2 separate regions of the Homo sapiens genome follow, and region 1 is linked to region 2. Evidence: chromatin contacts called from ENCODE Hi-C data. All regions are on one chromosome and are shown on one strand. The core of a region is the stretch at or near the end of the contact, and the rest is flanking DNA. Distances in the headings are between cores, read along the strand shown.

Region 1 (6,738 bases), core at 3,629-6,128, 250 kb before region 2:
TCAGAAGCACTACCACAGAGGCTACAGCCTGGTACTCAGAGCATTTGTAATCTGGTCCTAACTCACTTTCCTGACATGATCCCTTGCTACTTCTCTGTGTGATGGCATCACTTTAGTTAAATAGGTTTTCTCAATGTCCACTCCTGAAACCATTTACATTCTTGCCTAATACTTTTGTTCCTCCAATGTTCTGCCATTCTTCGAATATTTATTGTGCTAAAAGAGAAACCAAAACAAAAGATTGTCCTTCTGAAGTACTCACAATAGAGATGGGAAGGTCTGAAATGCGGTCTTCTCCATTGATTAAATCCTTTGTTTTCTAAAAAGCCTGTTTCAGGCCCCACTTCCCGCAAAACCTTCCCTGACCACTATGGTCATTTCTTTGCTAGACTCTTTTGCCTTTACTGTGAATGCCACCACATACACAAAGCAGTGTGGTGGCTGGTTACACAAGTGGCCTCCATAGCCAGTCTGAGTTGGAATCCTGCCTTCTCCACTTACCAGCTGTGTGACCCCAGATACAACATTTAACTTTTGCCTCAATTCCTTCATCTATAAAATGGGATGATAATAATTGTACTTACCATGTTATTGCAAACTTTTAATGAGTTAATGTTTGTAAAGCACTCAGACCTATGAGTTAAAGTTTGTAAAGCACTCAGACCTATGTCTGGCCCATGGTAAGTACTATTTAACTTTTTGTTATTATTATCAACTTGATGTTTCTGTTCTTTTTATGCATGTATTTTGTCCTCACAACGAGATTTCAAGGGAAATCTTATTGGAAGCACTGCCCTTCATACCAACGTATATCCCTAGGTCTTCGCAAGTGGGTTGTTTATTAATTGACCTTAAGACAGACAGGTGAAGGCATTAGCTCACAATGAAAATAAGTATTGAATCATGACATTTGATCTTGGCAAGTAAATGTCTATAATGTTATATGTTTTTACTATTTTAAAATGTACCTCAAATTTAGTCTGATGTTTCATTTAATTTGTTAGAAAAGAAAGTAATAAAAACAATGCATTTTACATACAACTGATTTTTCAAATAATCCCCATCCTTCAAATCCTTATTTTTTAAAAAAGAATACTACCCTGAAAATTCTAACTGAAACTGACAATGTTGAAATACATATGAAATCCAGAGCTCTCTGTACAGAGTTTAAAACAACAGTTTAGATAATTTGGTAAAAAAGTTCTCTTATCCAAACTCTACTAATTTAGAATTCATGATGATTAGATTTGTTCTAGGCTGATATTTTCCAGGGCAAAATGCCCACTAACCTAATTGTAAGTGTAAATAAACTTGCAGCAAAATACTCACTTAAAAGGACAAATTGGGATTGGGGATTTTGGAACATTAATTATTCTATGCAAATAAACTGTCTCATTATAAATTGGTCTTATTTGTTCATCAAAGCAGATTTTGTGAGGTTTATATTTGGAAATGAGTTTTAGAAAGTTTACTTGTGCTGAAAGTAATGGTAATTTGTTGCTTTAAACTTTCAGTAAATTAAATCTTATTGATCTAGTTCTATTCAATATAGTATTGTTTGTAATAGCAAAATATTATCAATGACCTCCATGTCCCTATAGAGAATATATTAAATCAATTACAGTGGAGCTAGTAAATAGAATATTCCACATTTGAAAAAAAAGAATGAGGACGTTTCGTATGTACTGGTATGGGAAGGTCTGCAAAATCCTTTGCTCAGCTAAAAATAAAAAGCAACAGAACAGTTAATGCTGGATGCTGCTTTTGTGTAAGAGAGAAGGAGAAAAAGAACACATGAAACATATTTCTTTGTATAAGAATAAAGAAACTACGAAAGGATACTTGGGAAATAGATAGCAGTGATTATTGGGGGTATGGAAGTAGAAACTAGAAAAAGGGGGGCAGAGGTTCTGCTTTTCTATGCTTTAAAATTTTTCAACCAGGTGAATATATTAAATTAAATAACTATTTAATTTATTAAATTACTATTTTTTTAAATTAAATAACTATTTTTTTAAAAAAAAAAAAACAATAGGCGAATCTTCCCATCTTACTGAACTAGGAAATATCTTTTGCAATTGTAAGTCCATCCACCATTTTTCCTTTTGCTTTTAGGGTCTGTATTCTTGTGGGAGCTTGTAGAATTCCTTTGAGAGAGCAAGGTGTGGGTGATGAGAAAGGTAACCAGTTGAGCCAACCCTACTTTTTTTGTCTTGTAGCACTCAGATGATTTTACTTTTGCTGGCAAGAGTAACTCAAGGTGAATTTTTCCTGCATGACATTAAGATTGGAGATTTCCATGAGAACTTTTCCTAATGATGTAAATAAATCCAGTTTAGGTGAAGGTCCCTTGAATGGCAAAGTAGACATCACTTACTTTTTGACAAAAATAAGATCTCTACGCTTTTGGAGACAGAGAACTTTAAGGGACTGAGTACTAAAACTTCTTTGTGGAAAATGGGAATTAGGAAGTAAACTCATGGAATATTAGGCTGGTATAATGAGGAGTTAGAAACCCAATACCCTCTCCTCCTTCACTGCTTGAAAAGTATCCATAGGCAGTATGGCATAATTCAAACTAAGTGAGCTTTGGACTCCTATAAATCTGGGTTTGCATCTTGAATCTGCTGCTTTTTATGAATAATAGTTAATACTTACATAGCACTTACTTTGTGCCAGATAATGTTCTAAGCACTTAGCAAATATTAACTTATTTAACACCATGATCCTGTGGCATAGGTCTTATAATATTAATCACTGACCTTGGGTGAATTTCTTAACTTTTCTGAACCTCTGTTTCCATATCTATGAACTAATGTACTATCTAGCTTGAGCTGTTGCAGTAGGAATTAAATACAACGATGTATGAACGTAATTCCCACCTAATAAGTGCCCTTTAAATCATTCTTATTATCCTTATTAGGAAAGTCATCCAGGAAGTAAAGTAATGCAAATGATTTAGATCCATTTAAGCCTTAAGTAGTTGCAGAGTGTTTAACTTTCTTCCTGTTAATCTTTCTCTGTTCTCCTGTAGTTGCTAGTTAAAAAAAAAAAATCCTTTAAAAATGACAGGGAATTTGTTTTGGAGCTTGAGGGTGGGTGAGAAGTTGAGTGGCCTGTAGCTGGCTCCTCTGAGATGTGAATGAAGGTGAAGGCAACAAGAACTCGTGTGGAAGAGTGGATGGTAGCAGATGGGTAAAGGAAGCAAGCCAGCCAAACTTCTGGAGGTGGGAAAAGAGGAAGAGGTGGACAGGACCTTGGCATCAGCCCTACACATGGCCTTGGGGCTTCGTGGCTAAGAAGGCCAGCTGCATTCCCCTCCACTGAGGTAAGCAAATTTGTTCTCATATACTTGCCTTTGGAAACAGAACGCCTAATTTTGCTATTTTACAGATGGAGAAAGGGGCTAAAGAAAGTATCAAGAATTTTCAGGAGAGCCGAAAGAGCCACACTTGCAACTCCAAGGCTCTCTGTTTTTCGGCCCCAGCATTCTGTTTGAAACCAGAGAAGCCTGCTGGCCAGCAATCCCAGATTGAAGCCGAATGTCTCTGGAGGCTCAGCCTGAGAGGCCTGCCACCTCACAGAGCTAGGTTAGCCTTCAGTATGTGGTCACTCTATGGAATTATAATTGTTCTTCCTCCCTGTTCAGACACATGAAAGAAAGTAGATTTTACCCCAAAGTGTATCTTGTCCTATCTCACCAATATCCAGTGGGCCATATAGCATATAATCCCAAGTCTTCTCCAAGGAGTCATTTACTAGAGCTACTGAAAACTAAATTTGGGGGGTTTGCTTTGCAAAGAGGCATGGAAAGCATCTAAAATGGCAGAGTCCACAAAATCTTCCCTTCGAACACCTGTGCAGCTGCCAGCAAAGAAGTGCCCAGAAAAAAAATGCTCCTAGCTTGGTTTCAGGGGAACAATTTCCACAGTGATTTGCATTTTTAAGGTGCTCAAGTTACTTGGTACAAATGAATCCTAACTATAGACTCATTTTCAAATTTTACATAAATCCTGAACTAGTTAAAAAATCATAAAAACCCTTAAAGAAGCAGTCAGTAGACTGTACGGTGATGGCAGGAAATTAGCTGTATTGTTGAGGAACAGATGGTTTACATTATACAAACCCTTTAGGCTAAACTTGTTTAGGTCTGGCATATTGTAAATTATATTTTAGTAATGAAAGTGAAATGACCTCTGCTTGACCTCAAGTGGAGTTTGTCTGTTTGAACCAATGTGGTGGAAAACTATGAAAGAAAATGAAGTCATAAAGTTTTGGCAGTTCAATTTTGGCTCATTTCAAGTTAAGGGGTTATAAATCTGTTTAGTTTTTGTTTGACAAGTATTTGTCATACAGGGATGTACAAAATGTAAAGAAGTGTAAAATACACATGAGGCATGGTGCCAAAGTAAACCAAGTACAAAGGAAAACTGGAATGAATAGGGTCCCGGGCTCCTATCTCTTTATCACTCCCTCCATTAGTTGAAGGACAAGATGGCCTCGGTTTATTATATGCTGTAAGGCAATTAAGTACCTTAAAACTGAAACAGGCTTTCAGTTTCAATGTTAACATTTTTACTTCTCAAAGTAAACACACATCTGCCTTTAAAAAATTATATAAAATTATTATATGAAATAAAAGTTGATGCAGAAGTTAATACATTGTTCCAAGATGCTTCTTTCTTTAGAAATTTTTGAAAAGCAACAGTATTAGAGTTTAAATGAACTCTTTACGGAAGGAAAATTAAGGAAAAACATTTTAGATGCGAGTCATTTAGATGTGAGTCAGATGGGAAAATTGTAGTACTTTCTAAACTGCTGATAAGAGAGACCAGGCTGATACTGGTGGCTTTTTTCACCTTAGTCATGACTGCTAAGTGGGGATGTGGGGGAACTTTTAGATCTCTTAACTTTAGATATGAAAGCAATGAACTATGAGTAGCGTTTTTAAAAACTGTAATTACCTTGGTGGCTGTAGATGGATAAAGAGGGCAGACTCAGTGGCTTTATCTCTTTCCATCTTTGGGAAGTTATACCTTAGGTGACAATACATTTGAAATGACTCCTGGTGAAGCAGCCTACTACTAACCTATTTCCTGCTTACTTTAAGGAAGTGATTACCATAGGATATGCGGTGAGGATTTTGCAATAGCTGCCAACATTTGTATGCAACATGAAGCCTGCTCTGTCACTTTTTGCCTTGAACATAATGTCATATAATTGCTCTACTTTTGAGTCTAACTTGAAGTAGACACACAGATGAAAAACAGAGCTACATTAGGGTGCAGGGAATCGAGCCCAGGGTGGTTCTCTGGGACAGAAACGGGGCTTTAACAACAGTAGGTGCTGAAACAGGATCCATATTCATAAGTCAGCTCCAAACCTCCCCCTGTGGTCCCTTTCACTCAAGGCCAGTTAATTCCCCATGTTCTAATGTCCCAAGACTGACTGCTGCCCTTTTTCAAATCTATGCTATTCTTTTGAAGCTGATTCTGGCTGGACACAAGTGTCTACAGAAGAATAGCAGGTTTCACATGGCATTTGTGCTTGCCTCATGATATGGTTTGGCTGTGTCCCCACTCACATCTCATCTTGAATTCCCACATGTTGTGGGAGGGACCTGGTGGGAGGTAATTGAGTCAGGGGGCAGATCTTTCCCATGCTGTTCTTGTGATAGTGACTAAGTCTCATGAGATCTGATGGTTCTATAAGGGGGAGTTTCCCTGCATAAGCTCTCTCTGTGCCTGCTGCCATCCACGTAAGATGTGACTTGCTCCTCCTTGCCTTCCGTCATGATTGTGAGGCGCTCCCAGCCATGTGGAACTGTAAGTCCATTAAGCCTCTTTTTCTTCCCAGTCTCAGGTGTGTCTTTATCAGCAGTGTGAAAATGGACTAATATTGTAAATTGGTACCAGTAGAGTGGGGTGCTGCTGAAAAGATACCCGAAAATGTGGAAGTGACTTTGGAACTGGGTAACAGGCAGAGGTTGGAACAGTTTGGAGGGCTTAGAAGAAGACAGGAAAATGTGGGAAAGTTTGGAACTCCCTGGAGACTTGTTGAATGGCTTTGACCAAAATGCTGATAATGATAAGGACAATGAAATCCAGACTTAGGTGGTCTCAGATGGAGATGAGGAACTTGTTGGGAACTGAAGCAGAGGTGACTCTTGTTATGTTTTAGCAAAGAGACTGGCGGCATTTTTCCCCTGCCCTAGAGATTTGTGGAACTTTGAACTTGAGAGAGATGATTTAGGGTATTTGGCGGAAGAAATTTCTAAGCAGCAAAGCATTCAAGAGGTGATTTGGGTGCTGTTAAAGGCATTCAGTTTTAAAAGGAAAACAGAACAAAAGCTTGGAATATTTGCAGCCTGACAATGCAATAGAAAATAAAATCCCATTTTTTGAGGAGAAATTCAAGCTGGCTGCAGAAATTTGCATAAGTAATGAGAAGCCAAATGTTAATCACCAAGATAATGGGGAAAATGTCTCCAAGGCATGTCAGAGGTCTTCACGGCAGCCCCTCCCATCACCCAGAGGTTTAGGAGGAGAAAATGGTTTTGTGGGCTGGGACCAGGGTCCCTCTGCTGTGTGCAGTCTAGGTACTTAGTGCCCTGTGTCCCAGCCACTCCAGCTATGACTAAAAGGGGTCAAGGTACAGCTCGTGCTGTGGCTTCAGAGGTTGGAGGTCCCAAGGCTTGGCAGCTTCCATGTGGTGTTGAGCCTGCAGGTGCACAGAAGT
Region 2 (6,816 bases), core at 4,124-6,623:
AAACAAACAACCCCATCAAAAAGTGGGCGATGGACATGAACAGACACTTCTCAAAAGAAGACATTTATGCAGCCAAAAAACACATGAAAAAATGCTCATCATCACTGGCCATCAGAGAAATGCAAATCAAAACCACAATGAGATACCATCTCACACCAGTTAGAATGGCAATCATTAAAAAGTCAGGAAACAACAGGTGCTGGAGAGGATGTGGAGAAATAGGAAAACTTTTACACTGTTGGTGGGACTGTAAACTAGTTCAACCATTGTGGAAGTCAGTGTGGCGATTCCTCAGGGATCTAGAACTGGAAATACCATTTGGCCCAGCCATCCCATTACTGGGTATATACCCAAAGGACTATAAATCATGCTGCTATAAAGACACATGCACACGTATGTTTATTGCGGCATTATTCACGATAGCAAAAACTTGGAACCAACCCAAATGTCCAACAATGATAGACTGGATTAAGAAAATGTGGCACATATACACCATGGAATACTATGCAGCCATAAAAAATGATGAGTTCATGTCCTTTGTAGGGACATGGATGAAATTGGAAATCATCATTCTCAGTAAACTATCGCAAGAACAAAAAACCAGACACCGCATATTCTCACTCATAGGTGAGAATTGAACAATGAGATCACATGGACACAGGAAGGGGAATATCACACTCTGGGGACTGTTGTGGGGTGGGGGGAAGGGGGAGGGATAGCATTGGGAGATATACCTAATGCTAGATGATGAGTTAGTGGGTGCAGCGCACCAGCATGGCACATGTATACATATGTAACTAACCTGCACAATGTGCACATGTACCCTAAAACTTAAAGTATAATAATAAAAAAATAAAAAATAAAAAATAAAGAAAGAAAAAGGTGTCATCTGGGTGGAGGAAGTTTTTTCTTAAAAAAAAAAAAAAAAAAAAAAAAGCATCCCCTTTGCTGGTCCAATCCGCAAAACCTTCCACCGTTCTCAAGGGCTGATGAGAAAATGTGGACAGGGTCAGGCATTCTCCAGATTTAGATTAGATGTCACTCCTTTAGAGATGACTCCCTGATCCTCCAGAAGAGGGCCTCCTACAAAATGCTCCCAGGCCCTCCTGTGCTGCTCTCTTGTTAAATACTTGTTTCAATGGAAAATTCTTGCACTCAGTGCCAGTCTTCACTGTCAAACTTTAAGCTCGGTAAAGGCAGAGCCAGGTCTTTCATGGTTAGTTGCTATGAGCCCAGAGTTCAGCACATAGAGCAGCACACAGTGAGCTCTTTTCAAATAACTGAACGAGTGAATGAAAGTATCGGGAGGCAGTAGGCTGTATGAGATGGTCTCTCACCATACCGCAATGCTCTGAAGACGAGTGATTCTTCCACCCACCCCTTCCCATCAGGCCTGTCCATGGCCACTGGATCCCAAACCTCGGCTTGAATATAGACATTGAAAGACTTCCCTCTTATTTTTAAAAATTCATTTCTACTTATTTTTAATATATAATAAAAAATGTATTCATTCAATCAATCAATATTTGCTGAGTGCCTCTTATACAGCAGACACTGGTTAGAACTAGTGCTGTAACCCTGGCCAGAGTTACCTTCTAGTGGGTGGAGATAAACTGTCAACAAATACATGAGAAAACTTCAAGTAGTGCTGAGTACATGAAGAAAATTAAAACACTGTAATGTGTTAGAAAGTCACTGGGGGAGAGAATGTGGTGAGTTTCTACGGAGAGGTCAGGTGGTTCTCTAAATGAAAACCTAAACCCATGCTATCTGCATCTGGAATAACCTGCACAAAGTGAACTGTTAACCAGATACCAGAGGTTGCTAGCTTTATAGTCTTATGAAATGGAAGAACCCCGTGTTTAGAGCTACAAAATTTCCAGCTATGCAAAGATCTTGGAGAATAGCATTCCAGGCAAAGGGGACAAACAGCACATGCAAAGGTCCTCAGGCCCCCTGGTTTTGGTGCATCCAAGGAAGAAAAAGAAGGCCGTCATGACCGAGGCACAGTGAGCTGGGTATCGAGGGGCATCCAGTGGAGGTGGGTAAGTGGGCAGGGACCACAGCAGGTGGCAGTTTGCAGGGTAAGGGGTACAGATTGATTCAAAGTGCAATTGGAAACCGCTGAAGAGTTTTACAAAAGCGAATGAATGATCTGGTTTATATTTTAATAAAATCACTCTAGATGCTCTGTCAAGTGGGAGTACAAGCAGAAGACCAGGTAAGAAGCTAGTATAGTAATCTAGGCTAGAGGTGAAGCTGATTTAGACTAAGGTGGTAGCTAGACACAATATAGATAGGCTTAAGGCATAATTTAGAAGTGTCAGAATTTGTGATGACTTCTGAGAGGAGAGGGAAAGAGAAAAATTAAGGATGATGTAATCCAGAAGAAAGTAAGCTACAACAATCCTCTTTGCCTGGGTACCTACTGTGATCTGGCACCACTGGCTCAATTAACCCTCACAACTCAGAGAACGGAGTACTATCCTTATTCCCACTTGCAGGTGAAAAACTGAGACTCAAAGACATTGAGTAACCAGCCCAAACCAACAGGACCTTGCGTCTCCAGTGTCAATCACCTTTTCAAGATTCCACATGGCCTGGGATCCTGTTCCAGAGTTACAAGGAAGTTTGCAGAAAGTTTTGGGGGGGAACCCAGCACTCTGTGGGTATATTAAATGCTTTCTGAGCCAAGAGGGGCTGAAGTGCCACGCTGGGAAGCCCAAGGGCAGGTGTCACACGCAATCTGTTTTACATCAGTCGCCCAGGGTTATTTCAGCCCCGTGATCTCACATGCCCCGTGACATGATGGGATGTGACAGGGCCAACCCAGGAGGCCCTACCAACAGCACAGGAAGCTGGCAGTTGTTTTCATTATTACTATCATTAGAATCAAGTAGCTCTTTTCCACTGAGAGCCACTGCTAATTTCTTAGCCGGATGGTCACTAACACTGGTTAATCCATGTAATACAGGGGAATATGGAAACAACCCTCAGAGTTGGAGCTGGAAAAACCAAGACTAAAGTCCACTTAGTCCTAAACACTTGGAATAGTTAGGCTGTGTATAAGTCTCTTAACCCTCTAAGTCTCTAGTTTCCTCTTCTCTAAAATATGGGTAACAAAACCATCAACATCACAGCACTACATGAGGATTACCTGGATAAGCTGTGTTAAAGCTCATCATCATCATCATCAATACTAAAAAGAAAAAGCCTGCTGTCTTCAGTTGCCGCTCTCCTCTATTCCTAGGAAAAGTGAGCTGTAGAACTCTTTATGAAATTCTGCAAATTAAGAATTCAAAGAATTCTGGAACAATTCTCCAATTCTGTTGCAAAGAGACGGATGTTTGGCACAAAATCCTGGGCTTCGACATAAACTCATGCTATCTACCTCTGGAATAACCTGCACAAAGTGAACTGTTAACCAGATACCAGAGGTTGCTAACTTTATAGTCTTATGAAAAGGAGAGAATCACGTGTTTTGACCTACTAAATTGAAAAGACTTACCTTTTACAAAGAGAAACAAAACCAAACCCCAGGCAAGTGAGCCTGTCTGAGCTTTAGGTGCCTCATCTATGAAATTGGAACAATTTCATAATTCAGACTACCTTCCTCCTAGGAGTGTTGTGAAGATTAAGTAAAATAACTCACATAAAATACTCAGTAAATGTTATGTCCCTCACTTCCACTCCCCAGCCCAGAGACTTTCTTTATTCTTAATGGGTTCAGTGCAAGAAGGACAAGCTGTGATAGTCTAGGGGTTTCTATTGGTAAAGAAAAGGCTGAAGTGGGCTGCTCTGAAACAGCATGAAGCCAGAAGCTCTATGCATCTCCTGAATACAGAATAGGCTGAGAAGCATAACAAGCCCTCAGAGAGACATAAACCAAAGTGGGAGCTCCTGAGATACCCCCTCTTTCCTGCCTACTGCTGAAGACAGACTCTATATTTTTTAATTATAAAAATGCACATTTGCAGTGTTTCTTTGGTTTTCCCAAGAGCTTTTGTGCATCCTGTCTCACTTCTGCAGTCCTGGGTGGGCAGAGCAGATGTTTACCAGTCTGCTTTGTAGATGAGGATATCGGGACACTGAAAGGCTCAGTGATTAAACTAGGTCACATAGCAAGTCTGTAAATGAGCCCTGATGAGAACACAGGTTTCCTGACTTCTAGCCTCCCACCCCACCCGCCCCACCCCACTCTCTCTGCCGCACCTTATCAGTCATGTTCCTAGGATAGCGTACATTCTTCCTTTAACTTTAAGGTGTGTTAGCATTGTAAACCGTGCCATTGGGCCTTAAGGTTCCAAGCTCTTAGATTCCTTTGGTGCACATGGTAGCGACAACAACCATAATGATCATGTTAAACTGGGGCCTGGGGCCAAATCCAGGCCTACTGCCTCTTCTGGTGTGAAAGTGACAATATGTTCCTGTCTTATCCTGCTTGTATTTCCTCTGCCATTTACTTGGTTCTCTAAGATCTTGCTACTTCAAGAGGTCACCTGGATGTGCAGCGTCGCCACCCCCATGAGCTTGTTAGAAATGCAAACTCGCAGGCTCCACCACAGCACTTTCAAATCGGAATCTGCATTTTACCATGATTCCCAGGCGATCCAAACGCACGCTGAATTTAATAAGCACTGCCCTGAAGAACTCAAAATGTGTTCAATAAACCGTCAACACAGAACATGGAAGGTGATAAAACACCCATACTGGCAGTTCAGAGGTGATTACCGAGTTACTTCGATTGTCCTTTAATCATGGTGTCTGGCACACAGTAAGCACTACATAAACATTTTTAGAACTAATTGCTGATTCATTATTTAATAATTTAGTCCGTTTGTAGGGTCTGTTCATCACCCTTCTCTCCTACTGCTCCCTCTTCTGGAGAGTTAAATGAATTTGGACATGTAAAGCACTGAGAACAGTGTCTCCCACAGAGTAAATGCCCAACAAGTGTCCAACATTCTTACTAACAGGCCATGAAGGTAGCTGCCTTCCTAACTGACCACTTTGGCTGTAAGAAGGAATGTGTAACACGGGCCACCTTGGGGCTTTGTGGGAATGCCACTTGGTTAAAGGAATGCAAACTTATCTTAAGAAATAGACACTCTGAAGCATACTTTGTAATGCATAAAAAAATTATTCCAGTGGATTCCAGGGAAATGATTAAGTGTCCAGGAGAGGTGGGCTGACAGATTATCAGTGTTGGTATGTAAACTATGTTTGGCAGAGTAGCGAAAAGCAAAGCACTTCCTCATATCTGTATCTGCCTCTCGTCTTGCTTTTGATTTGAAGATAAGAGACTCTGGAGTAATGAATCATGGTGGTGGAGAATGGCGTGATGGACAGGCCTCCTGAATCCGGTCAGACAGACACTTCTGTTTCAAAGGTAGCCTTAAGCATTAATGAGCCTTCACTTGCTAACCACTCCACCCTCTTGCCTTGTTCTTTGCCACTACACTGACTTTGCTCTTACCATTAAACCATACCTATGAGACGCCTTCCTGCTATTCTTTCCTTACCCATCCTTTGAAAAACCAGCTCAAATAAATCCCTCCTCCCATCACCAGTGCTTCAGCCTGAGGTCTTTCCTTCCTCACTTATTTGGCAGCTGGGTGCTGTTTTGTTGTTTAATTTTTTTTCCATTTAATTTTCCAAGTTACACCAAATATTCCACCAAAGCAGGGATTGCATCTGATATTTCTTTGAACTTTCCCATCCTGCCCAACAATGTTTCTCACACTGAACAGGGTCTTGGCATTTATGGGTTTACTGAGCTATTTTTACAAACAGATAAAAGAAAGACAGGAGATTACAGATGGATTTCCCATCACTTTTAATAAAAATAACTGCATTTCTATAACATGAGAAACAAAAGCAGCTTTCAGCATTTTCAGCTGCATTTAAGCTACATTTATTTTGCCTCTGCTAAGCGGATATTTGGTAGTTTTCCCGGATAGTTGAACCACCTTATTTTCTGCTGATTCCTATTACTATCAGATCATAAGAAGGCATATTCTGAGACGAAGCTTTAAGTTATAGATCACTGTGCATCGCTAATAATTAGTCAATACTCAATAAGTGCTGACAGCTGTGCTAAATGCTTTAGGTGCATTAATCATGACAGCATGATGACGGCGGCACTATTATGATCCCCAATTGAACAAAGAAACAGGCTCTGGAAGAGTAATTTACTCAAGGTCAGAAAGACAGGAAGTAGCAAGGCCAATGGAAACCAATATCTCGTCTTCCAAAAGAACCCAGATGCTTACCCATTATGCTCTGCTGTCTCTGTGTAAGTTTCCTCTATCTTGCTGAAACAATAAAAAGATTATCTAATAAATTAATATAGTTATCTAGTGCAAAAAAAAAAAAAAAAAGCCAATTCAATGAACACTGCTCATAGGAAAACTCTACCTTTAGGGGAATTCAGCCCAGGCTATAAAACACATTCTCTGGGCTGATTTTTGGCATAAAATGTCAAGGACAAAATAAATTTTTTGCTGATTAAAAGAAAAACCTCTCGGTAGCGGCCATTAAATTTTACAGCTGAAGAAAGAGGGCATTCATCGGCATTGGCTCTTTTTGGTCCTTAATCATAATGCCTAAGCTCCTATTAGTTTTAGAAAAACAAAAAGGAATTTTTTTCTCAATGTGTCAATATAATGCACTCCTTCCCAAAACAATGTTAAATAAAAATGAGGCATTTTTTTAAAATGCTTGAAGAGAACCAGTCCTACCCTTTGACCCTGTGCATTGAACCATCATTTCAAAGATGTTTCAAAGCATTTTAGTCCTGTTATTTACCCTCTAGAT

What was found. A loop is a pair of places that touch in the nucleus more often than their neighbours do. Pooled maps may share reads with other maps.
Region 1: a loop to region 2 is called in a map of PC-9, with 12 times the contacts of the local background. The contact joins two enhancer-like sites. A Hi-C loop is called at or near these places in 2 of 168 maps with a recorded cell type or tissue (MCF 10A and PC-9) and 4 of 50 pooled maps.

What each region holds. Positions count from the first base shown.
Region 1 is chr1:64,170,296-64,177,033 of GRCh38, reverse strand. All of the region lies in intron 8 of ROR1 (receptor tyrosine kinase like orphan receptor 1), which reads right to left. Among named protein-coding and RNA genes, the nearest start is that of UBE2U, 30 kb to the left of the region's middle. Within about 2 kb of position 4,878, at least 8 of the 41 ENCODE cell types and tissues checked have a DNase peak (open chromatin) inside an H3K27ac peak, as active enhancers do; they include PC-9, where a contact is called at or near this core.
Region 2 is chr1:63,919,053-63,925,868 of GRCh38, reverse strand. All of the region lies in intron 1 of ROR1 (receptor tyrosine kinase like orphan receptor 1), which reads right to left. Among named protein-coding and RNA genes, the nearest start is that of ROR1, 150 kb to the right of the region's middle. Within about 2 kb of position 5,373, at least 4 of the 41 ENCODE cell types and tissues checked have a DNase peak (open chromatin) inside an H3K27ac peak, as active enhancers do; they include PC-9, where a contact is called at or near this core.